2 separate regions of the Homo sapiens genome follow, and region 1 is linked to region 2. A link is a loop called in an ENCODE intact Hi-C map of the cell type or tissue named here. Cell type or tissue: Caco-2. All regions are shown on one strand. Links, peaks and the distances in the headings refer to the core of each region. The heading gives the core; the rest is flanking DNA. Region 1 overlaps MARCHF1 (membrane associated ring-CH-type finger 1). Region 2 overlaps MARCHF1 (membrane associated ring-CH-type finger 1).

Region 1 (16,766 bases), core at 4,811-7,310, 52 kb after region 2:
GGGGCTCAAAAACCTGAAAGGCTAAAATTCCAGACAAATAGAAATACATTCCCTGAAACTCTTACTATAAGAATATGAGCAATAGATTCAAAAAACTAAAAGGCTAAAATTCTAGGCAAATAAAAATATATTTCCTGAAATCTTTACTATAGGATATGAGCAAAAGATTCAAATAAAACAAGCAAGAGTAGCTAGAAAATATCACAGATTCCACTAGTAAAATGCTTGTGGATTTTAATAATCCTATTCAGTTTACTGATGTGTGCTCAGATTGATCACATGTTCCAAATCCTATAACCCACACATAGCAAGAACACTGAGACAATTGAATGAGCTTACATAAACTGCCTTGAAAGTAAGACTTGCCTTGTGTACTTCTCAAATAGTTTCGTTCTGTACACCCTTACTGCCACTAATGGATTTCAAACCTTCAACATTTTCTTTTATATAGCTTATACAATAAACTTTTCACTGTCATTGAACTCTATCTTGTTTTGCTTCCCACAAATTCATCTACCACACTGACATCAAAATCAAACTTCTACACCAGGCAGGGTGGCTCACGCCTGTAATCCCAGCACTTTGGAAAGCCAAGGCAGGCAGATCACCTGAGGTCAGGAGTTCAAGACCAGCCTGGCCAACATGGTAAAACCTGGTTGTTACCAAAAAATACAAAAGTTAGCCAGCTGTTGTAGAGCCCGCCTGTAATCCCAGCTACTCGGGAGGCTGAGGCAGGGAATCGCTTGAGAGGCAGAGACTGCAGTAAGCGGAGATCACTCCACTACACTCCAGCCTGGGTGACAGAGCAGGACTCTGTCACACACACACACACACACACACACACACACACACACACACACACACACAGAGAGAGAGAGAGAGAGAGAGAGAGAGAGAAGAGAGGAGAAGAGAAGATAAAAGAAGAGAAAAAAATCAAATTTCTAAGGTGTAGATATGACAATTTTATTTCCCTGCTTAAAGTTTCAGTAGCTCCCCAGTGGCTTCCCAATATCTTATCATGACATATATGGGGCTCTGTGCCCTTGAACCTGCATATGTCTTCAGTCTTTGCTCCCATGGCACAGTACTTCTAACTGTGTGCTCCAGCAAACTATTGGAAGTTCCCAGGAAGGCAGGCTACTTTTGTGCCTATGTACCTTTGGTTCTTTTGCTTTTTCCTGGGACCTCCTTGCAATCTTTAGTTGCCTTTGGTTACTTTTCCTTTAAGCACCATTTAAGATATCCCTTTCTACAGAAGGACTTTCTGGGTGACTGCATTCGGAGAAGCACACCTTCTCTGCACTCCTATGCATGGTATGTATGTTTGTATTACTGCATTTACCACCTTGTGTTATTTATTGTGTATTTGGCTCTCCCTCTATAAAGACTTGTTCATCTTACAATTTGGATTCCTAGTGTCTATTATATTATTTACTGGCAAGATGCAAGATATCATTGTAAACATTAAATAGTCATTTTGAGCTGTTTCCCAGAAGAAAAATCAAGGATGGCGTCAGTCCTAATATGATTACCAATATCTAAGACGCACTTCTCTCTCTACCCTCTAATATATTGTGCTCTGAGTTATGCTTAGAAGGTGATTTACCATTTCTAAATATAACTGGTACCTGTTTCCTGCACATAAGTCTTGTATAACTGGTTCAAGTTTATTTATTTTTCAGGGTACAGTCCTATAAAATATGTCTTTGTCCTTTACCATGGCCTTCTGTCTAACACACAGATCAAATGTTTGCAAACTAAATGGATCCCACAATTATCTTTCTTCAAAAATGTTATACATTTAACGATTTATTCTTCAAATATTGTATAACTTCTACAGCCTAAGCATTAAGTTTATAACAGTAAATAAGAGAGAAATATCCCTCCTTTAATGACCCAGGTATCCTAGTAAGAGTAAAGAAAGAAATAAACAATCAAAGTAGATAATTTCAGAAAGCAATAAGTGCTAGGAAGTGAAGAAAACAGAATGATGTTCTCTAGGGAGCAGCCATAGGTGTATGCAGGTGAATGGTTGGAAGATCTTCCTGCGAGGGTGATGACTGAGCTAAGATCTAGTAAGGATCTGGAGTGGAGAGCATTCCAGGCAGAATGAAGAGCCAGGACCAAGACCACGAGGTGGAAACAGACTAACAGAAAGAAAGCCAGACCACGAGGCAGAAACAGACTAACAGAAAGAAAATCAGGTCGACTTGCCTAAAAAGAGTGAGCTAGGGAAAAGCATGGCGGAAGAAACAAGGTTGCTGAAAGCAACTCTTATTTTCTTGGCTTTAGAAACCAAGAAAATGCATTTGGGTTTTATCTTAGCATAATGAAAAGACATGTAAGACTTCTGAACACGAAATCTGACATGTTTTACAGACATGTTTTACATGGTTTTGTTTTGTTTTGTTTTGTTTTGTTTTGGGATGGAGTCTCGCTCTGTTGCCAGGCTGGAGTGCAATGGTGCGATCTCGGCTCACTGCAACCTCCGCCTCCCAGGTTCAAGCGATTCTCCTGCCTCAGCCTCCCTAGTAGTTGGGACTACAGGCACGTGCCACCACACCCAGATAATTTTTTTGTATTTATAGTAGAGACAGGGTTTCACCATGTTGGCCATGATGGTCTCCATCTCTTGACCTCGTGACCCGCCCGCCTGGGACTCCCAAAGTGCTGGGATTATAGGTGTGAGCCACCGTGCCCGGCCAAGACTGATTTTTTACAATGAATTTTAAGTAGGACAAGAGTTGGGAGGCTATTGTAGCAGTATAGTCAAGACATGTTGGTGGTCTGGAAAGGGAGAATAATGGATACAGACTGAAGATGACTTGTTAACAAATTGCATATGAGAAGCAAGGTAAAGAGATAATTAAGAATAACATACGGGTACTTGGTTTGAGCAGCTAGAGGGATTTGGTGTCATCTCAATGGGGAAGAATAGGGAAGGAACAAATTTAGGGACAGAAATTCAGTATTTTGTTTATAGAAAGGCTAGCTTGAATTTAATGTCCAAATTCCTTAGTATAATGTATAAGGCTTTAACTTTTTTATTATGACATATAAGCAAATTCCTCAAATATTAAGGCAAGAAAAAGAAAAATGTAGCTAATTATTCTTTCCTTCAATGAAATAGATACTTTATGTTTCTACTCAATTAAACAAATATTTATTGAGCATTCACAGCCAGAAACTATGTCAGGCTCTAGGGCTATAGTAGCGAATGAAATGAAAATATATCAGCTCTGCTGGAACTTGCAACTGATAGGGAAGAAAAACATGCAAAACATTATGCTATGTGTTTATGAGAGTTACATAAGAAAAAGTTTCAGTACGGGAGCCAAGAGCTTAGGGAGCTGACCTTGATTTAGAGATCAGGAAAGCTTGCCCAAGAAACTGTCATTACATTTAGATGATTCGAAGGATGAACAGGCATTGTCTAAGCTAAGGAGATGGTGGAGGGAGAGTTCCAGTCAGAGGACATAATCTATACCAAAACCCAAAAGTGAGAGAATGCAGTAGATATTATGAACCATAAAATGTTCCATATGACTGTATCTTAGAGTGTAAGGGGCAAAAGTGGCGTGAAATATGGTTGCAGAGGCAGGAAGAAGTTATGGAGTATGTTGGTAAGGAAATAAAACACTTAAAGCAGAAGAGTGGTATAAAATAATTTGTATTTTTAAAAGACTAGAATGTGTAAAAAGTTAATTTTCAAAAAAACCCTTATCAGGCAGATTTTGTTATTATCCCCATTATATATGTTAGAAAATCAAAGCTTAGGCTGTTTCAGAAACCTGTTCAAGGCATAGCTAGTACTCAAACCAGGATTTAAATCAAATTTGATTTGATTAAAGTCCATGATTTCCCACTACGCCTTGCTGCTTTATAATTTGCTAGTTCTTTCTGCTGTATCTACACAATGGTAGTCATAGTTCTCGAATATTTCCTACTATTTGCTTACGCCATTTCATAAAACATAAAAGCATCCTTCAAGATACTGGGAACATGAATTTTCTTATCAAACTATAGTAACCCCTGTAGTGGGACAATATTTTGAGGTAGTCAATGTAATGTTTACTCTCTTAGTTCCTTTTGACCTATATCCATCCACCATTAAACCAAAATGGTGAAACACATACAAATGTACACACACATATGTACAAGCACAGAGAAAGGGAGAAAGAGAGAGAGAGAGAGAGAGAAATAACAGAGTAGATTGAGTTTCTGATTTTGGAGCTGTTCGCCCCCTCTCTCTCCTTGATATAGACAATAGTAATGAAAGCCCTGGATTTCAGTGCCTAGAATCAGACACCCATTGAGGTTTTATGGGATTTTTAGAGCTTTATTGTAAAAATCACATTTTAAACATTGGCAGACTCAAACAGCTTATATTAACCACAGGGAAGGAAGGATGTATAATAATGAAGCAATTTTATTGGACATTCAGGTAAGAGAAAGAAGGAAAGAGAGGGATAGGGGTGTGTGGCTGTGTAGGAGAAAGAGAGAGAGAGATAGAGAGAGGGAGAAACTTATTTTGTTAATTTGGCTCATTCTATTGTGGAGGATTGGTAAATCGAAAATCTAATGGGGTAGCCTGGCAGCCTGGAGACTCAGCAAAGAGTTGCAGTTCAAGTCTAAAGGCTGTCTATTGGTCTTGTTCCTTCTTACTCCATGGAAGATAGTCTTTTGTTCGATTGCAGTCTTGAAATGATTGAATGAAACCCACCTACATTAAGGAGGGTAATCTGCTTTACTCAAAGTCCAGCTGTTTCAATGTTAATTTTACTACCCTCACCCTGTGCCAAAAAAACAAAACAAAACAAACCTTCATAGAAACATCCAGAATAATGTTTGACCAAATATGGGCACAATGCCCCAGCCAAGTTGACATATAATATATCCGTCACTGAAGGACTTTGAAAATAGTAGAGATTTGCCTGACCTTCAATCTGGACTCTACGGAAAACACCCTCGCTTGAGAGTAGACATCATTGTGAAGTAACCTTGAGAAGAAAGTAAAAGAAACAAAAAAGCTGAGACTGAACTAAAAATGGGAAGTAACTGGGTTACAATTGTAAAATGTGTTTTATTCTACTATCATGTTTAAAAACAGATCTACAGAAAAGTTAACTTTAATTATAAGGAATAAAAATATGTATTCACACATCTGATTTACATTTGTAATTCTAAAATTATGACTTCACTGTAGTGTTCTGGGCATCACTCTACTAGTACCCAGTCCCTCTATTAGAAATGTTTGGATGTGATTTCTTTTTTCCCTACTATATATGAGAAACAGGCTTGATTATGTTTCTCTGTCTAAGCATAGTTGATAGATAGGTGCTAAATTGAAGTACGTGGCGTGAAGTCTCATCAAACGTCAAAAATTCTCAGATTTAACGTCATTTCATCAAAGTAAAAAACAACAAACTGATAGTTCACCATTTTGAACATGGTTAAAAGTAGAACAAATATTAGAAATCAACATATAAGAGCAGTCAAATAAAAAAACTGTTTTTCACTTACAAAAATTGTTTTGGATGAGTAATGTTTTCCTTCAGATTTTGGACACGTACCTCCACAAAAGAATCCATTTTTAAAAAATCACGACTTTAGTTTTTGCTCTTTGAGACAGCCAGGCAAAGGGAAAATAATATGAGCTTTTTACATTGTGTGAGTCACATTTTACTGTAAGTACAGAACATATTTTGCCAGTGAAAAATGACATTAAATGTGTCATTCTTTGTTCAGTAGCAATGACCCAGTTATAGCTAACCATTTTGTGTGAAAAACTTTGTGCCTAATGAAATATGCAAGAAGCTCCTCTGATTCAGAAACCCTGGAATCCTGAAAATGCATACTATGACAGGCATCAGGAAGCTGGTAATGGTTGAGGCTGTGAAAAGAATGTCAAAGGTAATGCTGAAGGTGTCAAAAGACAATTCAGAGCCAAGTACTGAGAATTTTCTCAGCAGTGACACTTCCAGCCTTATTCAGCTTCATCAGAAGGTAATTTCTTCAAGGCCTTGTAAACTTAAATGGGAGCATTAAATATTTAATTTTACAATTACAACATTAAATTCTCTTGCCATTTCAGCATTTTGATGTCTCTGTACAATCAAAAAACCTAATTTCTTTTAGTATAAACAGTTAAATAAAATAGTATTCAATTATTTTTAAACTAAAATGATCCAAATGCAGTGAACATTTTCTTTGAGAGAATGTCTTAATTCTTATATAGTGTTTTACTGTATCCATTCCTTTGATTTACTGAGTTTAAATCTACTATTCTTATTTTAATCCTATATAAACACTTTATTCTTAATCCCATAGAAAAGACTGATACCTAAGAATTCATTTCATTGTTAGTAATTGACAGAAAAGAAAACAATCTATGTATAATGATCACATTCTGCCACTAAGTAATGATGAGAGCTTGTATTTACTGAGCAGTCAATATGTCCTCAAACTGTGCAAAGAACTTTACTTATTTTATTTGCTGTTTATAAAACATAATAGTATAGGCACTATTGACACTTGTATTTGAAAAACTAAAATAAGGCTTATGTAGGATAAGTTGCCCAGAGTCATATAGTGGAACCTGGGCTTGAACTCTGGAAACTCCAGCGCAAACTCGCTACTATAAACAGTTTTGCTGGGGAATAAACTAACAGGAAACAGGCATGTCCATCATCCTCAATTGATTGCCTAAGAAAAAGAAAGATTTTAAAGTTTCCTATTTAATTTAAAATAACCAAAATTGTTCTAAATGAGTAATCAACATAGGTTCTATCAATTTAGTGATAGTATGAAGATGTAATTTCTGTTTGTTTTCTTTGAAATACTTGCTAGAAATTTGAAATATTTGTTATTTCTTTGCTCTTACTACCCAAGGTTGAGCCACAGTTGTCTATTTAAAAAAAAAAAATTTCTCTAACTATTCTTGAATTTAATTTAACCTAGAGTACTATATCTCTACAACCATAAAAAATAGTGAAAAATAATTTGTAAGGTAGCCAAAGAAAGGAAAATCTAACTGAACTAAACAATTTGATAAAATTTTTCAGAATGATATACGTCACAGTAATATCTTCTGAGCAGTATACAATTAAACTCAAACTGCATTAACAATGACCATTAATAATAGGCTCAGCTTTAATAATATGAAACAAAAACTACATTCAAAAAATACCTGAAATTGTAAATGACCCACTCTATTAATCTATTCTATTCTATTTGGTATTCTTAGATTTCTACTTCTGAAGACTAAAAGTAACATGACATCCCATCCCCGAGTTATCTTTGTTAAAAAGTGAAAATGAAAAATAATAAATTTTATTTTGGCCAGGCGCGGTGGCTCATGCTTGCAATCCCAGCACTTTGGGAGGCTCAGGCAGGCAGATCACCTGAGGTCAGGAGTTCGAGACCAGCCTGGCCAACATGGCGAAATCCCGTCTCTACTAAAAATACAAAAATTAGCCGGGCACGATAGCAGTTGCCCGTAATCCCAGCTACTCGGGAGGCTGAGGCAGGAGAATCTCTTGAACCCAGGAGGTGGAGGTTGCAGTGAGCCAAGGTCATGCCATTGTACTCCAGCCTGGGCAACAACAGCAAAACTCAGTCATAAATAAATAAATAAATTTTATTTCATAATACACAAACCAAACTAAAGCTTTTTACTATTTTTTAATTTTTTTATTGAATGGGCCAAAGTTGTTCCAAAAAACTTGTTCATTAAAACACAAATTAAAAGAAGCTTCAGTTTCTAAAATTTGGAAGTGCTTTGTTACATCAGACATCAAACTAAGAATTAAAAAGGTAAGAGGAAAAAATTTCAGTCCATTGACTTACTGTAATACAGTCTCTACATTCACCTTTGTTTCAAGTAAAAAAGGAAGAATATTTTATTTTCAAAGACTATAAACCTAACTTTGAATTGGGGTCTCACTCCTTTGAAGATTCCTTATTACGTAACTATAAGATATTCAAATATATATTGGGAATTAGTCACTATACTTAATAATTTTATTTAATAATTGTAAATCAATAACAAAGGAAAAAACTCTGTAAACAGTAGAGAAAAACCAAGTTTTAAATTATAATTAACAAGTATGATAATACTAAAAAAATTGTATTAATTTTATCATTAAAATTTACCATAAATACTAAATAAAAGTGATGATATAATAGTAACAGGGGATATTGACTGAGAATTTACTACGATGTAGGCACTGCTCTAAGCATTTATTGTATAAACTCTTTTAACAATAGAAAGTTCTTTTCCTCATTGATATTTTTGCAGGTGAGGAAGGGGTAATAGAAGCCATTATTAAGAAGTGAAGAGTAGTAATATATACCAAGATAAGTCATCATTATTTTGTGTTTTACAATGCATAAAAACATTATTTCCTAATACATCTGTATAACATGATCTCCTGGTTACAGCACTGCCAATTTGGAAATGTTTAATCCATTGTGGGCCAATACATTCAATAGCTTTTTTCAATTTTTCATTTTAAGTTTATTCATTTATTCATTTGACAAGTATTTCTTGGAGGCCTACTGTGTTACAGGCACCGGCAGTGAATCCAGATGGGAAGAAAACAGGCAGTATTAAACCAATCACCACAACAATAAATGTATAAATATAAATTGTGATAGTTTCAATAAAGGGAAAGCATATTTTATTAGGAAAACATTAAAGAGAAACCAGTTTTGACTGGGCCGGAAAGAGATAAAACCTCACTGAAGGTTTGGAGTCTACTGTGCTGGGGGGACTGAGGTGAGGCAGCTGCAGCCTAGAGCTAGCAGATGAAGGGCTGCCTGCCTCCCTGCTGGTGTTCACCACAGCAGCGAAGCCAAGGCAGTTGTAGGGGGAACGGGGGTTCCCTGCTGAAGACTGTGTGCACTGTTGCACTGGAGTTGGTTTGGGACCAGGTATGGGAGCTAAATGATGAGAACACATGGTCACGGAGAGGGGGATCAACACACACTGGGGCCTTTCGGAGGGTGGAGAGTGGGAGGAGGGAGAGGATCAGGAAAAATAACTAATGGATACTAGGCTTAATAACCTTGTGATGAAATAATCTGTACAACAAACCTCTGTGGCACAAGTTTACCTATGTAACAAACCTGCACATGTACCCCTGAACTTAAAATAAAAGTTGAAAAAAAACCAAAAAACCTCACTGAATGAGGGATATTTAAGTAGAGCTTTCATGATAGGAATTGCCAGGCAAAGGTTTCAGAGAGGAGCTTTCTAGGCAAGGGGGATTGTGTATGAATCCCTGATGTCAAGGAGCTCTGTGTCAAGGGATTAACTCATCAGTGTCTCTGGAACAAAATAAAGGAAGCTTGAGAAGGGACTGGAGAGGCAGGGAGGGGCCCAGGCCTGCTAGGTCATATCAAGACTGTGGAAAGTAACTCAGGTGAAATGGAAAGGTATTTGAAGGGTTTGATGGAAGGGACTGACAGAATTTAAATTGCATCTAGAAAAGATCCTCTCTGCTGACACACAAGGGCTGGATTCTTTCTTCCTGCCTCCCCTACCTCCCTTGCAAACTGGGAAGTATGAGCTTTATTTAATGCACAGCCGTAAGCATCTAAAGTGAGTTTAACCCAAAGCTGAGTATTTGTAGACAAACTGCAGAAATTTAACATTTTCCTGAGTCTTCCCAGATGTTATCTGAAGTTATTTCCCAAAAAGAAGTAGTAATCTTTGCCTCCTTACTTGGATTTGCCTATAGGAGGAATAAGTGCCATTCTTCTCAACATGGATAAATGATCAAGCAAGAGAGAAAAGATGATTCTTTAAAAGTAATGGCAGACAAGGACAGTGCTATTTCAAGAGAAGAAAATGAGTGAGAGTTCTGGGTATTGAAATGGGCATTTAAAAGCTGCCTTGTGGGAAATTGGTTAAGCTCTGGAGTTCAAGAACAGCCTGGGCAACATGGTGAAATCCCATCTCTAAAAAAATACGAAAAGAATTAGCTGGGTGTGGTGGCGTGAGCCTGTAAGTCCCAGCTTGTTGGGAGGCTGAGGTGGAAGAAACACTTGACCCCCAGGAGGTTCAGGTTGCAGTGAGCTGAGATCATACTACTCTAGTTTAGGCAACAGAGTAATACCCTGTTTCTCTGTCTCTGTCTGTCTGTCTCTCTCTCTCTCTCACTTTCTCTCTCTATATATAATATATATACACACATACATATTTATTATATATATTATATATAAAATGTTTGTGTGTGTGTATAAAATAAAAGTTGCCTTGTATTCTAAACATTAATTGAAAAAGTGAAACTGGTTGCAATTTTTTTGCATTAACATTAGTTAAAACAATGCTCTTGACACATAAAGAGGAAAAATCTCTGTGGCTTAACATATTAGTTTCTCTGCTCAATCAAGAAAAAAATATGATGCCTGATCAGAAGAATCTCCTCCAAATAGTAATTCAGGAATGATTTCTTCCAATTTATAGCTCTACCACTTGGACAATATATCTTCCAAGATCTCCATACTCATCTATACTGTATCCAACTTTGGGAGGAGCATGAGCTTCATCCCAGGGAGGTTCTTATGGCCCAGGGCTGGAATCTTCTCATAGTACACTGGCCAGAACTTAGTCATACTTAACTACAACGCAATCTGGAGCACCCAACAAGAGGAGGAGATGGATTGATTAGAAGCTAGGTAGTCTCTGAAACTATAAGGTTCCATATGACATATGTGTTTGAAAATCCTGCAGTACAAAGCAAATACCATGATAGCAGAGAGATCCAGACTTATGGAGAAAAAGGAATAGCCAAAAAGCAAAACAAAACAAGAAATATTAATATTATGCTTTTATATATTAAATAATGTTGTCCTCATTGTATAAAATAGTGTTACAAATTGCCTTTCCCTTACTTGAATCACTGGCTTTTCTCATAAAATTAGTTCTCTTCATTTAACATGCATTTGTATAATTGGAATATTTTACTAATAGGATAAAAATCTCTCAATTAATTTTACTAAGTGGCCTCTAGAAGAAAATTTAGATTTCATGGAAATCATGTGTAATTTATAATTAATGATGAGAAAAGGTCCAACCATTAAAAGAAGAAAAAAAATTTTAATGCAGTGAAAAGGGATAAATAATTAGGCCTTATTGGCTAATGAGTTATTTGAATAAACATCTTGGCTAGGCAGTTACATATAATTAAATGTTTTCTACATTTTTTATGAAATTATTCTTATTGAACAGTACAAAAGAAAGCTCTGCTATATTATTCTAGTTTTCAGTTATAAATAAAAAAGCATTTAAACACAAACAAACATCACTCTGATTATAGTACGGAATATTCACTGGAAAGAGGCAAAAGTGTGATTAAACTGATTGATAAGAAAACTGTGACATTTTCCTAAGTATGAGAGACTTCGGATCATTTATCAGCATCTGCGAAGATGAGAAAAAGCTGATGGCTTAAAGCTGAAGAACATTTTAGAGGTAAAATTGACACAGCTTCATGGCAGATTATATAGAGAAGATGCAGAACAGAGATATCAAAGATAATTACTCAGTGTCTAGCATGAGCAACTCGAATGAAAATTCAATTAACCAACAGAGGGAAAATTAGAATATAAATAGATATGGAAGAAAGATCAGGAGTTCAGTTTGAGGCATATTGAATTTGAGATGCCTGTATGTTACCCAGTTGGGTAAGTCAAGAAAACTGTCATAGATATGGGCTGGAGCTCTGAAGATCTGAGTCATCTGGATGTATAAATATTGGCATTCCTTGGTATATAGATAGTGTTTCATGTTATGTTATTATATGAATAAAGATAAGAAATGAGTGGATAAGTTCAGTTAAGGACCTCAATATGTAGGAGTTATATTAAGAATTGGAGCCAGCAAAGTTGACTGAGATGCAATCAGAAAGGCAGGAGGAATCTGACTCCCATGTTCATTTCTACATTATTGACAATAGCCAAGACAAGGAAGCAACCTAAGCGTCCATCAAAGGACAATGGATAAAGAAAATGTGGCAAATATACTGCCTTTATAAAGAAAACTATTCTGCCTTTATAAAGAAAGAAATACTATCATTTATAACAACCTGAATGAATCTGGAGGACATTATGCTAAGTAAAATAAGCCAGGTATAGAAAGACAATTACTGCAAGATCTCATTTATATGTGGAATCTAAAAAGAGTAAAATTCATAAAAGCAGAGAGTAGAACAGTAGTTACCAGAGACTAGGAACATGGGGAGTATGGGGAAAGGGGAGAGGTTGGTCAAAGGGTACAAAGTTCCTCTTAGACAAGAGAGAAAGTTTTAGTGATTTATCACAGAGAATGATGATCATAGTAATAATGCACTGTGTATTTCAAAAATTGCTAAAATATTAGATTTTAAAGATTCTTACTCCCAAAATAATAAGTAGTTGAGGTGGTAGATATGTTAATAAGCTTGATTTAATCTTTATGTATATATATATATATATACCACATTGCAACCTGCATATGTGTATGTATGTATGTATATATATATATATATATATATACCACATTGCAACCTGCATATTTGTATATATATACACACACACATATATATATATATACCAATTGCATAAATGCATGCAATTATTATTTCTCAGTAAAAATAACATAAAAAGAACATCAAATGTGGTTTGGCAAAAGTCAAAGGCCCAGTTAAGAGACTGTTTTAAAAATAGGAAATAATCCTAGAAGTTCTTATGAGAAAAAGACAGAAAATTGTATCCATTCATTCAACAAATATGTATAGAGTGTTTGCCAATACAAGGCATATCCTGGGTACTAGAACTGTAGAAGGAAACAAAAACTCTTTGCCCTCATGTTCTTATATTGGCCTTATAGAAACTTGACAATGGTTAAAGAACTTAGAAGAATCAGTGTGGTAAAGTAGTAGGTACGGATGCCATCTGGGAATGAGTTGAAGTGAAAAGAAGCAAGCAGAGATGACACGTTTAGACAACTATTTTGAGAGAGTTCGCTTTGAAACTTACAGTGATAGAGCAGTAGCCAGAGGGAGAAGTAAATTTAAATGAATATTTTTAAAATATGGAGGATGCTCCAACATGTTTGAATGCTTATAGGAAAGAATTATTGAAAAGGGAGAGATAAAGAAAACAGTGTGAAAAGTCATGGAACAAAGTCCCAGAGAAGAAAGAATATTATTATGGGGTCATGTAGCATATTACTTCCTTTGAAAGCAACTAATAATTTGCTCTCAAAGTGATGATGATGATGATGATAAAAAATGGAAGAGGAGGATGAGGAAGAAAAGAAGGAAGAGGAGGAGAAAGAGAAAGAATAGAAACAACAACAAAAACAATAACAACTATTTAATACAACCATCAACATTCATTAAATATTTGCTCTGTCCTAAGGATTACACAAAGCTCTGGCACACATTTCTCTCATTTAATCATCATGATAGCCATATGAGATGACATTATTTTCCCCATTTTTCAAGAGAGAAAAATGAGGCACATCAAGGTATCTTGTTTATGCAATCATCCAGCCAGTAAGCGATGAGTCAGACTTTCAAGGTGCCAGTGTTTCTGTCTTCAGAGCTTAGGCTCTGAATTATTTAAAGACATTTTTCTATTTTGATATCTTTCTATGGATGTTAACAGACTTAAAATTTTTTAAAGTATATTTTCTGTTTTTTCATGGGTTTGGGAGTAGGAGAGAAGCAAAGATGTGTTTGTTTCAACATTTTATTTCATACTCCATGTATTATTTTTTACTCAGAAAAAATATATGTATGTATATGATCAGCCTTCAATATCCATGGGAGATTGGTTCCAGGTCTTTAGAAGATCAGATAGCAAGATCCACTGATGTTCAAGTCCCTTCAGTCTTATGTATCCATGGGTTCGGTATCCCTTGAAATTTCCTCCAAGGTTGGTTGAATCCAAGATGCTAAGAATTCTCCCATTTAATCATCATGCTAGCCATATGAGGTGCCATTATTCTCCCCATTTTACAAGAGTGAAAAACGAGGCCCACCAAGGTATTGTGTTTATGCAATCATCCAACCAATATGTTATGAGTCAGACTTTGAAAGTGCCAGTGTTTCTGTCTTCAGGGCCTCCAGGGCATGAAAGGTTTGACTGTATACACATATTTTTAAATCAGTGTTTTGAAAGAAAGGACATAACAGCAAAGGGCAAAAATGTAACTAAAGCAAATGGGTAAATGACAAGCCTGCATATATATTACTGCATATATATTATATATGTGTGTGTGTGTGCTTATGTCATATATGTATTTCTATTTCACATAACAGTGCCTATTGTAAGTAATTCGTTTCTTAGATAAATTTTCAATAATGCCTTTAATTACTTTTCTCTGGGCTTTTACTTTTATTATTATTATTATTATTATTATTATTATTATTATTATTATTATTTGAGATGGAGTCTCACTCTGTGGCCCAGGCTGGAGTGCAGTGGCGCAAGCTCTGCTCACTGAAAGCTCCGCCTCCCAGGTTCACGTCATTTTCCTGCCTCAGCCTCCCAAGTAGCTGGGACTACAGGTGCCTGCCACCATGCCCGGCTAAATTTTTGTATTTTTTTAGTAGAGACGGGGTTTCACCGTGTTAGCCAGGATGGTCTCAATCTCCTGACCTCATGATTCGCCTGCCTCGGCCTCCCAAAGTGCTGGGATTACAGGCGTGAGCCATCACGCCTGGCCTGGGCTTTCACTTTTAAAAATTCTACGTAACACATTGACTACAGACAACAAAACAGGAATATTAATAAGATAGGTATATGCTAATAAAATTAGGTTATCAATATTTTTAAAAAATTAAAACCAAAACGAATTTAACAAATTTAAAATGTATCTATTATAAATGAGATGTCCTTTAGATGACATAATAAATTATAATATCTTCAAATGTTATTTTTTGTCTATTGTATAAATGAAAGTACATTTAGAAATTTAAATATATAAATGAACAATAAAAATCTTATTAATTAAAATCTAATTTGGGGTTTTGGAGTTTGAAACTTCAGGCAAAATGTAAATAATCTTCATCTTAATAAGAAATTATATTATACATTTTAAAACAGTTAAAAGAGCATAACTGGATTGTTTGTAAACAAAGAAAAGATAAATGCTTGAGGTGATAGTTACACCATTTGCTCTGATGTAATTGTGATGCATTGTATGTTTATATAAAAATAACTCCTGTATATGTTTATGGGTAAATATATACACCTACTATGTACCCATAAAAATTTTAAAACGTCCATGTAAATATATATATTTCTGTATTCGTGACACATACAACAATATTTTAAGTAAATAAACAATGAAAAAGTAAAAAAAATTGTATATTAAAAAAAGAATTGGGTATTTTATGTTGTCTTCATATATTTTTGAGTGGTGGTCACTCAGATTTCTGACCTACCGAACTGTGAGACAGTAAATGGATTAAGTTACTACATTTATGATAATTTGTTATATAAATTCCTAACTGCTTCCTATCTGGTTAACATGAAACCATGTTGTACTTGCAAGTCTACAATCCATTTGTCACTATAAATGAAGATTGGTTCTAAAACACATCTTTGTTTATGTAACAAAGTTTATATAACTTCATTGAATCCCCATTATTCTAAAAAAAAACCCTCCACTTTTTAAATGTCTAATATGACATGATAATATATTATTAGGCTAAGATCAAAGATTGTGTAAATGGTAGACATAGATCCAAGTCATAGCTTATCATAGCAATGTGTCATTGAACAAGGTACATAAAATTCTGATCTTTAGAATCTTTGTCAGTTTAGAAGCCAGCTCACAAATTGGTGGATTTTTAGATAACTGTGGTCAAGGGTCTTTGGTAAGCAAAATATTTTAGTATATTTAAAAAATTATAATGCCTTTTAAATTATAACTCAATAATGCCTATAATGTGGGGCACATATTTTATGGTTTACCACAATCCCCACCATTTCCCTCCTGTCTTAACTTCTTATCACATCCCCATTTCCATCTGACACTTGAAATTGAAACGGGAAAAGTTCCCTTGTCCCCCTTGCAGGGCGTGCGATGGGGCTGTGGCTCGCTTCCTCAGTGCCCCCGCCGCTCAAACCTCAGATGGGCAGGCTGTGGGGCTCTGACCCCACGGCAGTGTCTAGGGGTGAATGTATACAGCTGAAGCCCCAGTGGGCATCTGTTACAGGCATGTTTTAGTTTAGCCGTCCGTAGTCGGCTTGTGTTCATCAGCTCAATTAGACCCTTCCTTATCACAGAGGGCTTTCTGTATCCTGGGGTTCTTTCCTTGGTTTACCGGAAGAATTGGATGACATGTGGGCTTGGAGAATGAGTGCAAGGTTTTACTGTGTGGAAGTAGTTCTCAGCAGATGGGGGAGCCAGAAGAGAGATGGTTTTCCCCTGGAGCATTCGCCAAACCCCGCCTCCTTCCTTCGGTAGATAGCCTGCCAGCGTTCTGGCGTCTGTCACGTGCTCTTCTGCTGGCCTGCTCCCCTTGACGTCCAGCTGCTTGTTTTCTTCCACCGATGCATTCCTCTCCATGTCCAACTGCTTGTGTGTCTGCCTGCTAGGGTCTTGGGGTTTTTATAGGCACAGGATGGGGGTGTGACAGGCCAGAGTAGTCTTGGGAAATGCAACATTTGGGCAGGAAAACAAAAATTCTTGTCTTCACCTAGGTCTGTGGGCACAGGCCCAGGGGTGGAGCCCTAGCCAGGGACCACGCCCTTCTCCCTTCCAT
Region 2 (16,766 bases), core at 9,278-11,777:
CAGGGCACAGACAAACAAAAAGACAGCAGTAACCTCTGCAGACTTAAATGTCCCTGTCTGACAGCTTTGAAGAGAGCAGTGGTTCTCCCAGCACGCAGCTGGAGATCTGAGAACCAGCAGACAGCCTCCTCAAGTGGGTCCCTGACCCCTGACCCCCCAGCAGCCTAACTGGGAGGCACCCCCCAGCAGGGGCACACTGACACCTCACACAGCCAGGTACTCCAACAGACCTGCAGCTGAGGGTCCTGTCTGTTAGAAGGAAAACTAACAAACAGAAAGGACATCCACACCAAAAACCCATCTGTACATCACCATCATCAAAGACCAAAAGTAGATAAAACCACAAAAATGGGGAAAAAACACAGCAGAAAAACTGGAAACTCTAAAAAGGAGAGCAACTCTCCTCCTCCAAAGGAACGCAGTTCCTCACCAGCAATGGAACAAAGCTGGACGGAGAATGACTTTGACGAGCTGAGAGAAGAAGGCTTCAGACGATCAAATTACTCTGAGCTACGGGAGGACATTCAAACCAAAGGCAAAGAAATTGAAAACTTTGAAAAAAATTTAGAAGAATGTATAACTAGAATAACCAAAACAGAGAAGAGCTTAACGGAGCTGATGGAGCTGAAAACCAAGGCTCGAGAACTAAGTGAAGAATGCAGAAGCCTCAGGAGCTGATGCGATCAACTGGAAGAAAGGGTATCAGCAATGGAAGATGAAATGAATGAAATGAAGCGAGAAGGGAAGTTTAGAGAAAAAAGAATAAAAAGAAATGAGCAAAGCCTCCAAGAAATATGGGACTATGTGAAAAGACCAAATCTACGTCTGATTGCTGTACCTGAAAGTGACTGGGAGAATGGAACCAAGTTGGAAAACACTCTGCAGGATATTATCCAGGAGAACTTCCCCAATCTAGCAAGGCAGGCCAACGTTCAGATTCAGGAAATACAGAGAACGCCACAAAGATACTCCTCGAGAAGAGCAACTCCAAGACACATAATTGTCAGATTCACCAAAGTTGAAATGAAGGAAAAAATGTTAAGGGCAGCCAGAGAGAAAGGTCGGGTTACCCTCAAAGGGAAGCCCATCAGACTAACAGCAGATCTCTCGGCAGAAACTCTACAAGCCAGAAGAGAGTGGGGGCCAATATTCAACATTCTTAAAGAAAAGAATTTTCAACCCAGAATTTCATATCCAGCCAAACTAAGCTTCATAAGTGAAGGAGAAATAAAATCCTTTACAGACAAGCAAATGCTGAGAGATTCTGTCACCACCAGGCCTGCCCTAAAAGAGCTCCTGAAAGAAGCGCTAAACATGGAAAGGAACAACCGATACCAGCCGCTGCAAAATCATGCCAAAATGTAAAGACCATAGAGACTAGGAAGAAACTGCATCAACTAATGAGCAAAATAACCAGCTAACATCATAATGACAGGATCAAATTCACACATAACAATATTGACTTTAAATGTCAATGGACTAAATGCTCCAATTAAAAGACACAGACTGGCAAATTGGATAAAGAGTCAAGACCCATCAGTGTGCTGTATTCATGAAACCCATCTCACGTGCAGAGACACACATAGGCTCAAAATAAAAGGATGGAAGAAGATCTACCAAGCAAATGGAAAACAAAAAGGCAGGGGTTGCAATCCTAGTCTCTGATAAAACAGGCTTTAAACCAACAAAGATCAAAAGAGACAAAGGAGGCCATTACATAATGGTAAAGGGATCAATTCAACAAGAAGAGCTAACTATCCTAAATATATATGCACCCAATACAGGAGCACCCAGATTCATAAAGCAAGTCCTGACTGACCTACAAAGAGACTTAGACTCCCACACATTAATAATGGGAGACTTTAACACCCCACTGTCAACATTAGACAGATCAATGAGACAGAAAGTCAACAAGGATACCCAGGAATTGAACTCAGCTCTGCACCAAGGGGACCTAATAGACATCTACAGAACTCTCCACCCCAAATCAACAGAATATATATTTTTTTCAGCACCACACCACACCTATTCCAAAATTGACCACATACTTGGAAGTAAAGCTCTCCTCAGCAAATGTAAAAGAACAGAAATTATAACAAACGATCTCTCAGACCACAGTGCAATCAAACTAGAACTCAGGATTAAGAATCTCACTCAAAACTGCGCAACTACACAGAAACTGAACAACCTGCTCCTGAATGACTACTGGGTACATAACGAAATGAAGGCAGAAATAAAGATGTTCTTTGAAACCAACGAGAACAAAGACACAACATACCAGAATCTCTGGGACGCATTCAAAGCAGTGTGTAGAGGGAAATTTATAGCACTACATGCCCACAAGAGAAAGCAGGAAAGATCCAAAATTGACACCCTAACATCACAATTAAAAGAACTAGAAAAGCAAGAGCAAACACATTCAAAAGCTAGCAGAAGGCAAGAAATAACTAAAATCAGAGCAGAACTGAAGGAAATAGAGACACAAAAAACCCTTCAAAAAATTAATGAATCCAGGAGCTGGTTTTTTGAAAGGATCAACAAAATTGATAGACTGCTAGCAAGACTAATAAAGAAAAAAAGAGAGAAGAATCAAATAGATGCAATAAAAAATGATAAAGGGGATATCACCACCGATCCCACAGAAATACGAACTACCGTCAGAGAATACTACAAACACCTCTACGCAAATAAACTAGAAAATCTAGAAGAAATGGATACATTCCTCGACACATACACTCTCCCAAGACTAAACCAGGAAGAAGTTGAATCTCTGAATAGACCAATAACAGGAGCTGAAATTGTGGCAATAATCAATAGCTTACCAACCAAAAAGAGTCCAGGACCAGATGGATTCACAGCCGAATTTTACCAGAGGTAAAAGGAAGAACTGGTACCATTCCTTCTGAAACTATTCCAATCAATAGAAAAAGAGGGAATCCTCCCTAACTCATTTTATGAGGCCAGCATCATCCTGATACCAAAGCCGGGCAGAGACACAACCAAAAAAGAGAATTTTAGACCAATATCCTTGATGAACATTGATGCAAAAATCCTCAGTATAATACTGGCAAAACGAATCCAGCAGCACATCAAAAAGCTTATCCACCATGATCAAGTGGGCTTCATCCCTGGGATGCAAGGCTGGTTCAATATACACAAATCAATAAATGTAATCCAGCATATAAACAGAAGCAAAGACAAAAACCACATGATTACCTCAATAGATTCAGAAAAGGCCTTCGACAAAATTCAACAACCTTCATGCCAAAAACTCTCAATAAATTAGGTATTGATGGGACATATCTCAAAATAATAAGAGCTATCTATGATAAACCCACAGCCAATATCATACTGAATGGGCAAAAACTGGAAGCATTCCCTTTGAAAACTGGCACAAGACAGGGATGGCCTCTCTCACCACTCCTATTCAACATAGTGTTGGAAGTTCTGGCCAGGGCAATCAGGCAGGAGAAGGAAATAAAGGGTATTCAATTAGGAAAAGAGGAAGTCAAATTGTCCCTGTTTGCAGACGACATGATTGTATATCTAGAAAACCCCATTGTCTCAGCCCAAAATCTCCTTAAGCTGATAAGCAACTTCAGCAAAGTCTCAGGATACAAAATCAATGTACAAAAATCACAAGCATTCTTATACACCAACAACAGACAAACAGAGAGCCAAATCATGAGTGAACTCCCATTCACAATTGCTTCAAAGAGAATAAAATACCTAGGAATCCAACTTACAAGGGATGTGAAGGACCTCTTCAAGGAGAACTACAAACCACTGCTCAAGAAAATAAAAGAGGATACAAACAAATGGAAGAACATTCCATGCTCATGGGTAGGAAGAATCAATATCGTGAAAATGGCCATACTGCCCAAGGTAATTTACAGATTCCATGCCATCCCCATCAAGCTACCAATGACTTTCTTCACAGAATTGGAAAAAACTACTTTAAAGTTCATATGGAACCAAAAAAGAGCCTGCATCGCCAAGTCAATCCTGAACCAAAAGAACAAAGCTGGAGGCATCACACTACCTGACTTCAAACTATACTACAAGGCTATAGTAACCAAAACAGCATGGTACTGGTACCAAAACAGAGATATAGATCAATGGATCAGAACAGAGCCCTCAGAAATAACGCTGCATATCTACAAGTATCTGATCTTTGACAAACCTGAGAAAAACAAGCAATGGGGAAAGGATTCCCTATTTAATAAATGGTACTGGGAAAACTGGCTAGCCATATGTAGAAAGCTGAAACTGGATCCCTTCCTTACACCTTATACAAAAATCAATTCAAGATGGATTAAAGACTTAAACATTAGACCTAAAACTATAAAAACCCTAGAAGAAAACCTAGGCTTTACCATTCAGGACATAGGCATGGGCAAGAACTTCATGTCTAAAACACCAAAAGCAATGGCAACAGAAGCCAAAATTGACAAATGGGATCTAATTAAACTAAAGAGCTTCTGCACAGCAAAAGAAACTACCATCAGAGTGAACAGGCAACCTACAAAATGGGAGAAAATTTTTGCAACCTACTCCTCTGACAAAGGGCTAATATCCAGAATCTACAATGAACTCAAACAAATTTACAAGAAAAAAACAAACAACCCCCTCAAAAAGTGGGCAAAGGACATGAACAGACACTTCTCAAAAGAAGACATTTATGCAGCCAAAAAACACATGAAAAAATGCTCACCATCACTGGCCATCAGAGAAATGCAAATCAAAACCACTATGAGATACCATCTCACACCAGTTAGAATGACAATCATTAAAAGTCAGGAAACAACAGGTGCTGGAGAGGATGTGGAGAAATAGGAACACTTTTACACTGTTGGTGGGACTGTAAACTAGTTCAACCATTGTGGAAGTCAGTGTGGCGATTCCTCAGGGATCTAGAACTGGAAATACCATTTGACCCAGCCATCCCATTACTGGGTATATACCCAAAGGACTATAAATCATGCTGCTATAAAGACACATGCGCACGTATGTTTATTGCAGCATTATTCACAATAGCAAAGACTTGGAACTAACCCAAATGTCCAACAATGATAGACTGGATTAAGAAAATGTGGCAGATATACACCATGGAATACTATGCAGCCATAAAAAATGATGAGTTCATGTCCTTTGTAGGGACATGGATGAAATTGGAAATCATCATTCTCAGTAAACTATCACAAGAACCAAAAACCAAACACGCATATTCTCACTCATAGGTGGGAACTGAACAATGAGAACACATGGACACAGGAAGGGGAACATCACACTCTGGGGCCTGTTATGGGGTGGGGGGAGGGGGGAGGGATAGCATTGGGAGATATACCTAATGCTAGATGACGAGTTAGTGGGTGCAGCGCACCAGCATGGCACATGTATACAAATGTAACTAACCTGCACATTGTGCACATGTACCCTAAAACTTAAAGTATAATAATAAAAAAAGTCAATAAAAAAAATAAATTCCATTTCTCTTATGGCAAAAAAAAAATTACATATGTTATTCAGCTTGATTTAGCCTTTCCATTAAAAGTATTTCTGGATTTTAGATAAATATAGCAAAGTATAATCTATAGAATATTCAAATTTGCTGAAAATTTGATAAAACAAAATACATTCATATTTTATTTTAATACCCAAATTTAGATATTAGAAGGAGTCTAGTACTCAGTCCTTTTCATTTCATATTTCCAAAAGTACATTATGGTAATAGCTCTCCAGTTGTGATGATCATGAACCGTGGTTTAAAAAAATAACACACACACACACACACACACACACACTCACGAATTCAACCAAGAAACTATGTAACAGAGGACGAAAAAGATATTGGAACTACAACTACTAGTAGGGGATGTTGAAATGATGCCAGTTCACAAGATTTTGCTCATTTCTTGAATACAATTCCAAAATCAATCAATATCAAAATGAACACAAATGACAGCAGATAATTCAGACTCTTGAAGAAAATGTCATACCCCATAGATCTTGGTTAAGTAATCCTTTACTGCTAATGATGGCCAGCCATGTTCTCTTAATTTTTTTTTCCATGTTCTCTTAATTAATCTTTATCCCATTCTACCATTTCTTTATCCTTTTCCTAATTTCTTTATTCATACTTTGCTTTCCCTATGTTTTCAGTCTGTAAAAATCTTTAGGTGAGCACAGTTTCTTCTGTTTTCCTTCTGTTTGAGCCATTGACTGAAGCTGAAGTTCCTATAGCAATGAAGATCCTCAAATAAAAATAAAATTTATTGTTATAAGAAAAATTCTGTTTATCAAGCTATTGTTAAGCATGTGCCAAGTCCTTTAGAAAATTCTAGCTAATTGACCACTGTGCCATTATAAATATTACTTTTTTAAAAGATTAATTCCTATAAGTAATTCTAGAAGGTTCTAGCAAATATTGCTTATTCTGCCTTCAACCACCCATAACAATTAATATGGACAAAGACACTAACATGTCTCACAAGTGCTGTCTCCTAACACGATATTTAATTTCCTGTAGGCAAGGATATTATTATAGTTTGGATGCTCTGTCCCCTCCAAATCTCATGTTGAAAGATAACCTCCAATGTTGGAGGTGGGCCTAATGGCAGGTGTTTGGGTCATGGGGGGCAGGTCTTTCATGGATGGGTTGGTACTGCTACTGTGGTAATGAGTGAGTTTTTACCCTATGAGTTCATGTAAAATCTGATTGTTTAAAGAACTTGGCATCTCCCTTGCTCCCTCTTGTCATGTGATATGCCAGCTCCCCTTTTGCCTTTTGCAATGACCATAAATTTCCTGATGCCTCATCAGAAGCTGAGCAGATGCTGGTGCCATGTTTGTACATCCTGCAGAACTGTCAGCCAAATAAACCTCTTTGGGTTACTCAGTCAGTCATTCCTTTATAGCAATGCAAAATGGACTAACTCAGATATATTTAGTATGGCCTATGGACTCTAGCTCTTCTCTAAGATCTTTGCATTTGAAATGTAAATTCTTATTAAATCCAACAGATAACACTTCAGAAATTATCAGAACATGGAATATATTGTTCAGAGAGTGGAGTAAGAAGACGTTTAAATGGCACAACAACCAGGGAATAGACAAAGCCTAGAAAAGTTTATCATAACATATCGGCTTTCTCGAGAAATGACTGCTTTTCAGAGCTTTTCTTCTTTTTAATCAATACATTTTTTATTAAACGTTGTCTTTGTTTTCCAAAGCTGGTTCCTTAGCAACAGCTTCAAGGACTCCTTCAGTAAAAACAGCCATTTTTAGATTCGGGTCAGTAGTAAAAATTCCTGGTTTTGGTCAAGAATACCATGAATCCACACAGTTTTGGATATACTTAAAGTGAGATAAATGAGAAGATTCTAGAGCATACATTTTGGATGAATGATGTAAAGAAATTTAAATGGTTTGAGGTGTGGATTAACTTGTGAATGTCTGGATATTTCATAAATTTATGTTGAATTTTCAAACTTCTGACATTCAAACGTCATTAATCATGACATTTATTGCAGCCATTAGTGTCTCATTCAGGGCTGGCCCACATGAAAAGTAATCTGATTTCCTGATTTACTGATGAAAATCTCTTTGTTACTCAATAGGATAAATTATTTGTGCTCTGAGTGTTTCTATTTAGACACTATATTATTGTCTCATAAAACGATGTGATGGAACAGTTACTGCCAAAAACAGCATAAAATAAGCAACTGTTAGGTTTTATGTGCACACAATTAGAAAGTGATTCCATTACAAGTTAATTACAGAGATTAATTCCTATTTAGAATCTGTCACAGAGGTCAAATACATAAATTTTATTCTTAGAGTTTACCTGGAGAGATAATAATGAATTTCAAGTAATTTGTTACAAACTTTATTTTTAAAAACTTTGGGAGTGCTCAAGTGTTGTGTGCTTTGCAAAAGTAAAGCACTAATTTCAAGTCTTTCCCAGGGTATAAATGCTTCCACTAACCACAGGGATTGTACCAAAAGTCACTGCATATAAACCCCTCTTTGAGACTTGTGTGTCTGCAAATAGGTCGTTACATATAACAAGCAACGTCATTGGTTTCCTCTCATGGAGAACAGGTATTCTTTAAAAAAGCAGCAAAGTCTAATTGGAAAAAATAAATTTCAGCTGTGATTGTTCTGACCTTGCCCTACTCTGGTGGTCTTGAGCTTGGTCCTGTTTAAGCTTGGCTCTGCTCTGGGTATACCTTGACCTTGGTTCTTTTTGAGGAATAAACTGACCAGGAGTAAACAAAGTGTCGATTCTCTTCTACTCTAGACTTGGACCATTTCAACAAGACATGAAAATAGAATAGTTCATTTCTTGAAATACATTTATTTATTAAAACCACACATTTTCATAAAGAAAATATATCTGTAGACAAATAATTGTCTCCGAAAGATGTTCACGTACTAATGTCCAGAATCTAGAAATATGTTACATAGCAAAGGAGAATTAGGGTAGCAAATAGAATTATGGTTGTTAATCAGCTGGTATCCTGGACCATCTGAGTGGGCCCAAAGTAATCACAAGTGTCCTTGAATGGGAATAGGAGGGCAAAAGTGTCAGTGGTGGAGTGCTGTGATGTGAGAAAGTCTCGACTGGCCATTGCTGGCTTGGAAGATGAAAGAAAATCACAGTCAAGGACCTTTCAAAACTGGAAAAGGAAAGGAGATAGATTCTTCCTAGAGCCTCCAGAAAGAACATGATGCTGACATTTGATTTGAGCCCAAGGAGATCCACTTTGGGCTCCAGAACTCTAAGAAAATAAATGTGAATTGTTTTAAGACAATGTATGCAATAATTTGTAGTAACAGCAATAGAAACGAAGACAGTGATGAATAGGAGAGCTAAGACAGTTCTAAGGAGAAAAAACATTACAGAAGCTCCTCTATTTGAATTTTGAAAGATTGGTTGCAAGTCCATTTGTTCATTAAGTTCAAAATTACGGAAACTACCACCAGTGCCATCAGTTGAGTGGTGACAGGGGTGATATCCTTTGTTCTCAGACAGAACTTTATTCTTATCTATGAAATTTTGTAAACTGAAAGATTGAAAATAGAGGTGCTTTTTAATGTTACAAACAATAGTCCTTTGCCTGGAGCAATACTTCCTATGTTGTACTTGTCTCAGACTAAAGAAATTGTGCTCAGAATTGGGCATATTCTTTATCTCCATTTCTGAGCTTGCTATGCTCACAGGATTTGACTCTGAAAACAGCTCCATCATCTTCCCCAAGGGCTCAACCAAGCCTCTCCTATTCCACTGGAGCCACTACATGCAAAGAAGGCACTGACTGCTAGCCTAAATGCTTTTCAGGTTATTTCATGTTATGATTTTATTTAAAATAGTAAAATAAAATTAAAAGTATTTCTTTCTAACTCAGCCCACGCCCCCCCCAAAAAAATATATTGGCCAACGTCCTAATTCCCTAGCCTCTAACCACCTTAAGCTTCTACTTCATGTGTTTATAGAACTGCAGCTTTCTTGACCTTTCCAATTATTCAGTTTTTATTGACCTTTGCCCTTCACAATCTTACCAAGAATTTCTTGGTTGGGCAGCTGTTGTTAGCTTCTATAATTCTAACCATATCTATACACTCATTTATTCTATATATTTAGTGCCTACTGTTTGCCAAGCATTATTCTGAGTCCTGCAGTTGCAATATGAATAAGAATGATAAAATCCTTGCCCTTATGAAATGTTTATGTTCTAATGGAAATGGGGGACGATAGAAAATAAACAAATAAACATGTACCTACATATATACATACATAAAGGATTGTGATTTCAGGTGGTGATACTTGGTGTAAGTGAAATCAAACCATGGGAACCAGAGTGATGTAGAGGAGATTACTTTAGCTAAGATGGTATCATAATTATTCTGAATTTTTAAAATATATATTGTATTTCATCATTTCTTACTTTCTGCTGTCCCATATTTCCAGATAATTAGAAATGAGGACTAAGCTCCGATTTTTTATCTTACCCAAATTCCTACCTAAGGGGTCTAGGGAGTCATGCTCTATAAACCAGGAATTCTCATCAGATGGGTTTTATTTGATCCTATATATTGTGACATACTTTTCAATCTGACTCTGGCATAACATTATGAAACAAGGAAAAAAATATTTAACCCCAAAATACATTTCCTTGACATACCTTGAAATTGCCCTGCAAAGTCTCTTGGGGGAAAAGTCCATATTCTATAGAGAATCCCCTTCCCCCTTTGTTTTCCTTCTTTCCTTCCCAGATCCAGGAGACAATCAACTAAGAGCCAGGCACCCTTTCAAGTTCGATAAAAAACAATTTACAACCTGCTCTTCTCTAAAGTCTGCTATCTAAAAGCTTATCTGCACAATGAAACTTGGTCTCCACAATCCTTTATGTTTACCCTGAACATTCCTTTCTATCAATCCTAGGCCTTTAGACAAACTCAACCAATTGTCAACCAGAAAATGTTTAAATTTACCTATAGCCTGGAAGTCCACCCCCCACCCACCCCAGTTTGAGTCGTTCCGCCTTCCCAAACCAAACCAATGGATTTCTTAATAGTATTTTATTGATGTCTCTTGCCTTCCTAAAATATATAAAATCAAGCTGTACCCTACACTTTGGGCACATGTTCTCAGAACCTCCCGAAAGCTGTGTCATGAGCCATGATCACTCATATTTAGTGCAGAATAAATCTTTTCAAATATTTTATAGAGATTGACTCTTTTCATCAACAGAGAATATATATATATAAACTGGCATTTTAGGTGAAAATAATGATTAGATTGCATATACTAATGCACACAAACAGAAACACACAAATCTTCACTAACCATCAACCACTAAAGCAGTCACTTACACTACCTTAGATTTTACAATTCTGTTAATTTTTATTACACCTATTCTCTTTTTATCGACTTAAAAACCATCCCTACCCTTTTAAACAAGAAAACTTTGTAACACATCTTATAGAAGGAATAACTCAAACTCAAGTACCCATCCAGTGGAAAAATAACCATTGAAATAAAATCAAAATATATAAACACAAGTTGTTAAATTAAGTTTGAAATATTGAAAATTAGCCAGACTGTCACTCACACAATAGCACCTGTATAAGAATATAATAATAATTTAATAATTTAATAAAGAAAGTCCACCCACATGGGAAAAGCAATTTGGCCAACTTTGATTAAAAATGGATTAACTTTTTACAAATTAGCATTTATGAATAAATGACACTTTTATGCAAAAGCATTCTCCATAGACAAAATATGCTGATTTTATACATCATACAAACAACCAAAACTAAAAATTGAAAAGAAAAATTCATCACAGATTAAAAAGCTATCTCTTCTTGTGCATTTAAAATATAATTTGATTTTTTAAATCTAAATTTATGCTTTTAAAACAAATATGCTATTAACAAAAGTCATAAAAAACAACATGTATGATATATACATATATAACAATGTATACAAAGTATGATACACTAAAATATTAATGACTTTTCTTTGAAGTCTTAAGTTTACTGTTAATGACAGATTCAGAAATAGCTTTCTAAACTATAAACAGCCAGAGAAGTGTCATTGCTCTATTAACCTGTTCTATATTGTCTTTTCTGCCACTCAAGAGCTAGCCTAAATGTAAACTGGGTACATTGCACATATTTTGGGTTATATATGTGAAATATTTTTAAACAAATATTCTTTCAAAAGACAATAAAATTGTTTACATGTACTTCTGTGTGTTTTATGAAGTAAATATTAGCAATAATAGGCTTCATAGCTAGCTATTTAAATGTAAAAAATATCTTGCCATTTGCCATTAGGCCATTTAAAAGAAAAAGAAAAAGTTTCTAGTCATGCTGTAAAATTTGGGATGGATGCCTTGAAAATACCTAAGGTAGAATTAGATCTTTTAGAAATGGAACAAAGTCTAAAAATCATTTAGCCTCTATCCACACGTTATAGATGAGGAAACTGGTTTACAGATATGTTAAGGGTTTTGATTCAAGTAATTCAAGTAATTAGTGACATCATGTGATTAACTTCATGACCCAAACTCTGAGCCTGGGTCTTTTCCAACTTCATCATATTTTGCTGTACTCATTGTGAAACAGGAGAGTTCCCTGACCCCCACTTGCAGAACATGCAACAGGGGTGTGGCTCTCTGTTCAGCCACCACAAGCTCAAACCCCTTACGGGACGGGAAGCACGCAGATGGGCAGGTGCAGGAAATGAGGGGAGCTCTTTTGGGCTCTGGCCCCACAGCAGCATCTAAGGGTAGGAGTCTGAGACTCCCAAAGCCCAAGTGGGTGTGTGTTACAGTGCACTCTTTTAGCCTTGCCATCCATGGATGGCTTAAGGGTTAACCAGCTCAGTGGACCCTCTGCCTTTTTGCAAGGGCAGGGGACGATTGTGCCAGCTTTCTGTATCCCAAGATCTTGTCCAGCATCCCAGAAGACTCAGGTCACACACGGACTTGAAGGATGAATATGGGGGTTTTATTGAGTGGTGGAGGTGGCTCTCAGCAGGCTGGATGGGGAGCTGGACAGGGAATGGAGTGGGAAAATGATCTTCCCCTGGAGTTTGGCCATCCAGCAGCTAATTCTCCGACTGTCCCCAGCCAAACTCCTCCTAACATTCCTTTTCTTCTCATCCTCTCTGCCACACCATTCTGTTGTTTGTCTGTTCGTCTCCTCATCTGCTTCTGGAGCCTGGGGTTTGGGATTTATATGGGCATAAGATAGGGGGCATGGTGGGCCAAAAGGCAACTTTTTGGCTGCGAAAATAGAAATGCCTGTTCTTACTTGGGTCTGTGGGTATCCAGGCTTAAGGGTGGGGCCTTTGCCAGGGAACCACTCTCTTCTACCTAGTATTTCCCTGTCTCCTGTCCATATCAATTGGAAATCTCTTACCTGTTCGTTATAATTTATCAAACTAAACTTTCAAAAAAAAAAGAAATGCATTTTTAATTTTTCATATAGTTAGCATTACTCAACATTTCAAGAATACCAGTAATTTATTAAAATTCCACTAACTTTACTGAAGAGCTAATAATGTGATTTAATTTCCTGAGTTCAAAGAAAGATTTTGATGCAGCAAAATATATGTTCTCTAGTCTTGGTTCTCTACACACTTAACAGTTCTTGTTAGGGCTATGGATTTAGGAATTTCTATTAAAAGATTTTTTTCAAAGCAAGTCGAATACCACATGTTCTCACTTACAAGTGGGAGCTAAATAATGTATACATTGACATAGAGGATGGAATAATAGATGTGGAGACTTGGTGGGGGGAAGGGATGAGAAATTACTTAATGGGTATAATACCCATTAATAATACACTATTCAGGTGGTGGTTACAGACTTCACCACTATACAATGTATTCATGTAACAAAACTGAACTTGTACCCCTTAAATTGATGCAATAAATTTTTAAAGAGATTTTTGTGTAAAGCAAATCTTAGTATCCACAAGATACTAAGAGCTCCCCTCTGTTTCTCCTCATCTTACTTTCTCCCTCAAAATGATTTTCATCTTTCAGTTGTGATACAAAGTAGCATATATTAGTGGTAATAAATCATAATTTTCGGGGGAAGTATCTACTTCTGTAATGAAAAACTATCAAAAGACTTAATGGACTGTTTCAATCAGCTTTAGGTCATTAAAACCAGAGGTTTCTTCAAAGATGGTTTATAGACTATTTACTCCAGAATTACCTAGGGCTCTTGTTGAAATGGGAAATCTGGGTTCAATTGTAATCCTACTGAACTTAACTTTTAGAGGTGAGGCCCCCAGTTCTACATTTTTAACAAGAACTCCAAAAAATTTTTCTCGCACAAAACTATTGAAGTTTTTGAAGACAGTGACAGCATGTTTGTCTTAGATATTCATTGTTCATTTAAAAATGTCTAGTATATAGTCCCAAACTAGTATTTAATTAATTAAACAAAATTAACTCTGACTTCAGTAGGAAAATGGGGGAGGAATGGAGTCCATAGAGAAATGGGGAAGAGAAAACTCAAATTCTTGTGTTTTTTTAATTTTTATTTTTGGAGACAGGGTCTCACTCTGTTGCTCAGGCTGGAGTGCAGTGGCACCATCTCTGCTCACTGCAACCTCTGCCTTCTGGGCTCAAGCCATCCTCCTATCTCAGCCTCCTGTGTAGCTGGGACTACAGGCACACACCACCACATCTGGCTAATTTTTGTATTTTTTAGAGAAGGAGTTTCACCATGTTGCCCAGGTCGGTCTCAAACTCCTGAGCTCAAGCAATCCACTCACCTTGGATTACAGGCTCCCAAAGTGCTGGGATTACAGGCGTTAGTCACCATGCCCGCCCTTAATTCTTGTCATTTTATAGGAGATGAATAATGTCACATATATCCCATCCTAATTCAGGAATCCTCCAGACTATGCCCATGTATCTGTTTATAGGCCCATTTTGAGTACCTATGATATGCAAAAACTCCACCAGCTGGAGACATGCTTCTCATTTGATCTTCAAAGCATCTCACCCCATACTAGTTTTTTCAAATGAAATAATTGAGATTTGTTCATGCGTTAAAGAACTTGATTACATTCTGCACCTAAACAATGATGCTAAGACTAGACATCAATTATATTTGAACTTCAGTTTAAGTATTTTTCCTCTAACTTTGCTACTTCTCTCACTCTTATAAATTGCTTTTTGTATCTCTGATATATATGCACATTTAAATGTATTTATTTCTCCATAGATGGAAAATCTTAAGAACTATAATTTATAAATTTAAATATTTACAATATTAAAAGATATTATGGTATATATTAACATGTTCTCTTATATTAATATATATAATTCATACTTATAGTTTCAATAAACCTAAAATTAGCACATTGGAAAGTATAGTTCTTTAAACTGATGTTAAGATAACTATATTAACATCTTTACAAGACAACTTCTGAGCATAACATTATTCACGATTAAACAAAATATTTTTCCTTAAAAAATAAAAGGAGGCTTCACAGTTTGTGAAAATAATGCATATTGCTCTGTGTTCAAAAACTGTTCCTTACATCTTGTTTATTACTTTGCATATTGTATTAGTTTCCTAGGGCTACAATAACAAAACACCACAAACTGAGTAGATTAGAACAACAGAAACATGCTGTTTTGCAGTTCTGGAAGCTTGAAATCAAGATGTCAGCAGGGCCACGCTCGCTCTGAAACCTGTAGGGGAGTCCTACTTTGTCTCTGTCTAGCATCTGGGTAATTCTTGACTTGGATCTGTGCAAGTCCAGTCTCTGCCTTCATCCCGGTGTGGTGCTCTCCTTGTGTGTGTTTGTGTGTTCCCATGATCATCTTCTCAAAAAGACACCAGTATACTGGATTAGGAGCCCACTCTATTCCACTATGACCTCATCTTAACTAATTACAAAGTTCCAAATAGGGACACATTCTGAGGTACTTGGAGTTATGATTACAACATATATTTTTCTTTTGTGAGGGAGGGATTACAAGTCAACCCAAAATACACATGAAAAAACAACTGCAACAACAGCAACTCCAATGGCAATTCCAGCGATGGTTTTCCAATGCCATTTTTGATGATTCTTGAGAAACATGTTTTAGTCATTACTATTCTTAGTAATTGCTTCTACTTTCACTTGACTAAATTCATTAGCAGCACACAGGGCAAGTATTTGCATGCACTTGATGCTATATTTGAAATCCAACAGAAATGACAAGTTCTTATATTTTTTTAAAAAAACTTCTGTTTAATCAGTGGCATACTTAGAGATAAGTCAATGTTTTAATTAGCTAAAAAAGACTCTTCCTATTATATTTCAACACCTAATCAAATAAGTGGCCAAGAACTATAAGTACAATTTTCATGAGGACAAATTCATTTTTAAAGTGATAATGCCTATGTATTTTTCCTTTTATAAAAGAAATTTGAACCAAATATGTGAATATGGAGAGTGATAAAAGGTCAGGTGTGGTGGCTCATGCCTGTATCTCAGCACTTTGGGAGGCCAAGGCAGGTGGATCACCTGAGGTCAGGAGTTCGAGACCAGCCTGACCAATACGATGAAACTCTGTCTCTACTAAAAATACAAAAGTCAGCCAAGTGTGGTGACGGGCGCCTATAATCCCAGCTACTTAGGAGGCTAAGACAGGCAAATCACTTGAACCAGGGAGGCAGAGGTTGCAGTGAGCTGAGATCATGCCACTGCACTCCAGGCTGGGTGACAGAGTGAGACTCCATCTCAAAATAATAATAATAAATTAAAAATAAATAAACAGTGAAAGAAGGCTTTAATTCTAATCATCTCATTTAACTGTTCCACATGCATCCTCTCCCCAGCCAGACTGACCTATGTGTTGCCATAATTGCTATTCCTATTACCACATTTCTTTCCAACTATGCTCCGCCAAAAATGTACTTTTTAGCCTCCATTCCCTCTATTCTTCCTTTTCTTCAAGGCGCAGTTTAAATGACATCTTCAGCATGAACATGTCTACTTCGAGAATCATCCTCCTCCTAAACCTGCACCACAATAATAGTCACAGTACTCAGAAATGGTACATGTAGATTTCTGGAAATATTTATGCTTCTTCATGCCAAGGTTTAGTGTGCTTGAGATTCCAGTAACAGCACTGTGGTTAAGAACACAGGCTCTGCAATTAGACAAACTTTTCTATTTCATGATTGACTTGTGTGGCAATGGCCAAATTACTTAATCTCTTCAAGTTTGTTTGC

Evidence for each region. Hi-C counts contacts between places; a loop is a spot of excess contacts. Peaks named below come from ENCODE experiments on the same cell type or tissue, not always from the same donor. Only the 100,000 strongest peaks of a DNase experiment are listed, where the experiment ranks them.
Region 1: a loop joins it to region 2, with 3 times the contacts of the local background. A loop is called at or near these places in 1 of 110 quality-filtered maps.

The regions. Positions count from the first base shown.
Region 1 is chr4:164,198,816-164,215,581 of GRCh38, forward strand. All of the region lies in intron 1 of MARCHF1 (membrane associated ring-CH-type finger 1), which reads right to left. Among named protein-coding and RNA genes, the nearest start is that of MARCHF1, 180 kb to the right of the region's middle. In Caco-2, for the core only: no CTCF peak of the experiment used is centred there; no DNase peak of the experiment used is centred there.
Region 2 is chr4:164,142,367-164,159,132 of GRCh38, forward strand. The region is part of intron 1 of MARCHF1 (membrane associated ring-CH-type finger 1); the gene reads right to left. Among named protein-coding and RNA genes, the nearest start is that of MARCHF1, 230 kb to the right of the region's middle. RefSeq lists an enhancer at 1-298. In Caco-2, for the core only: no CTCF peak of the experiment used is centred there; a DNase peak (open chromatin) is centred at 10,515.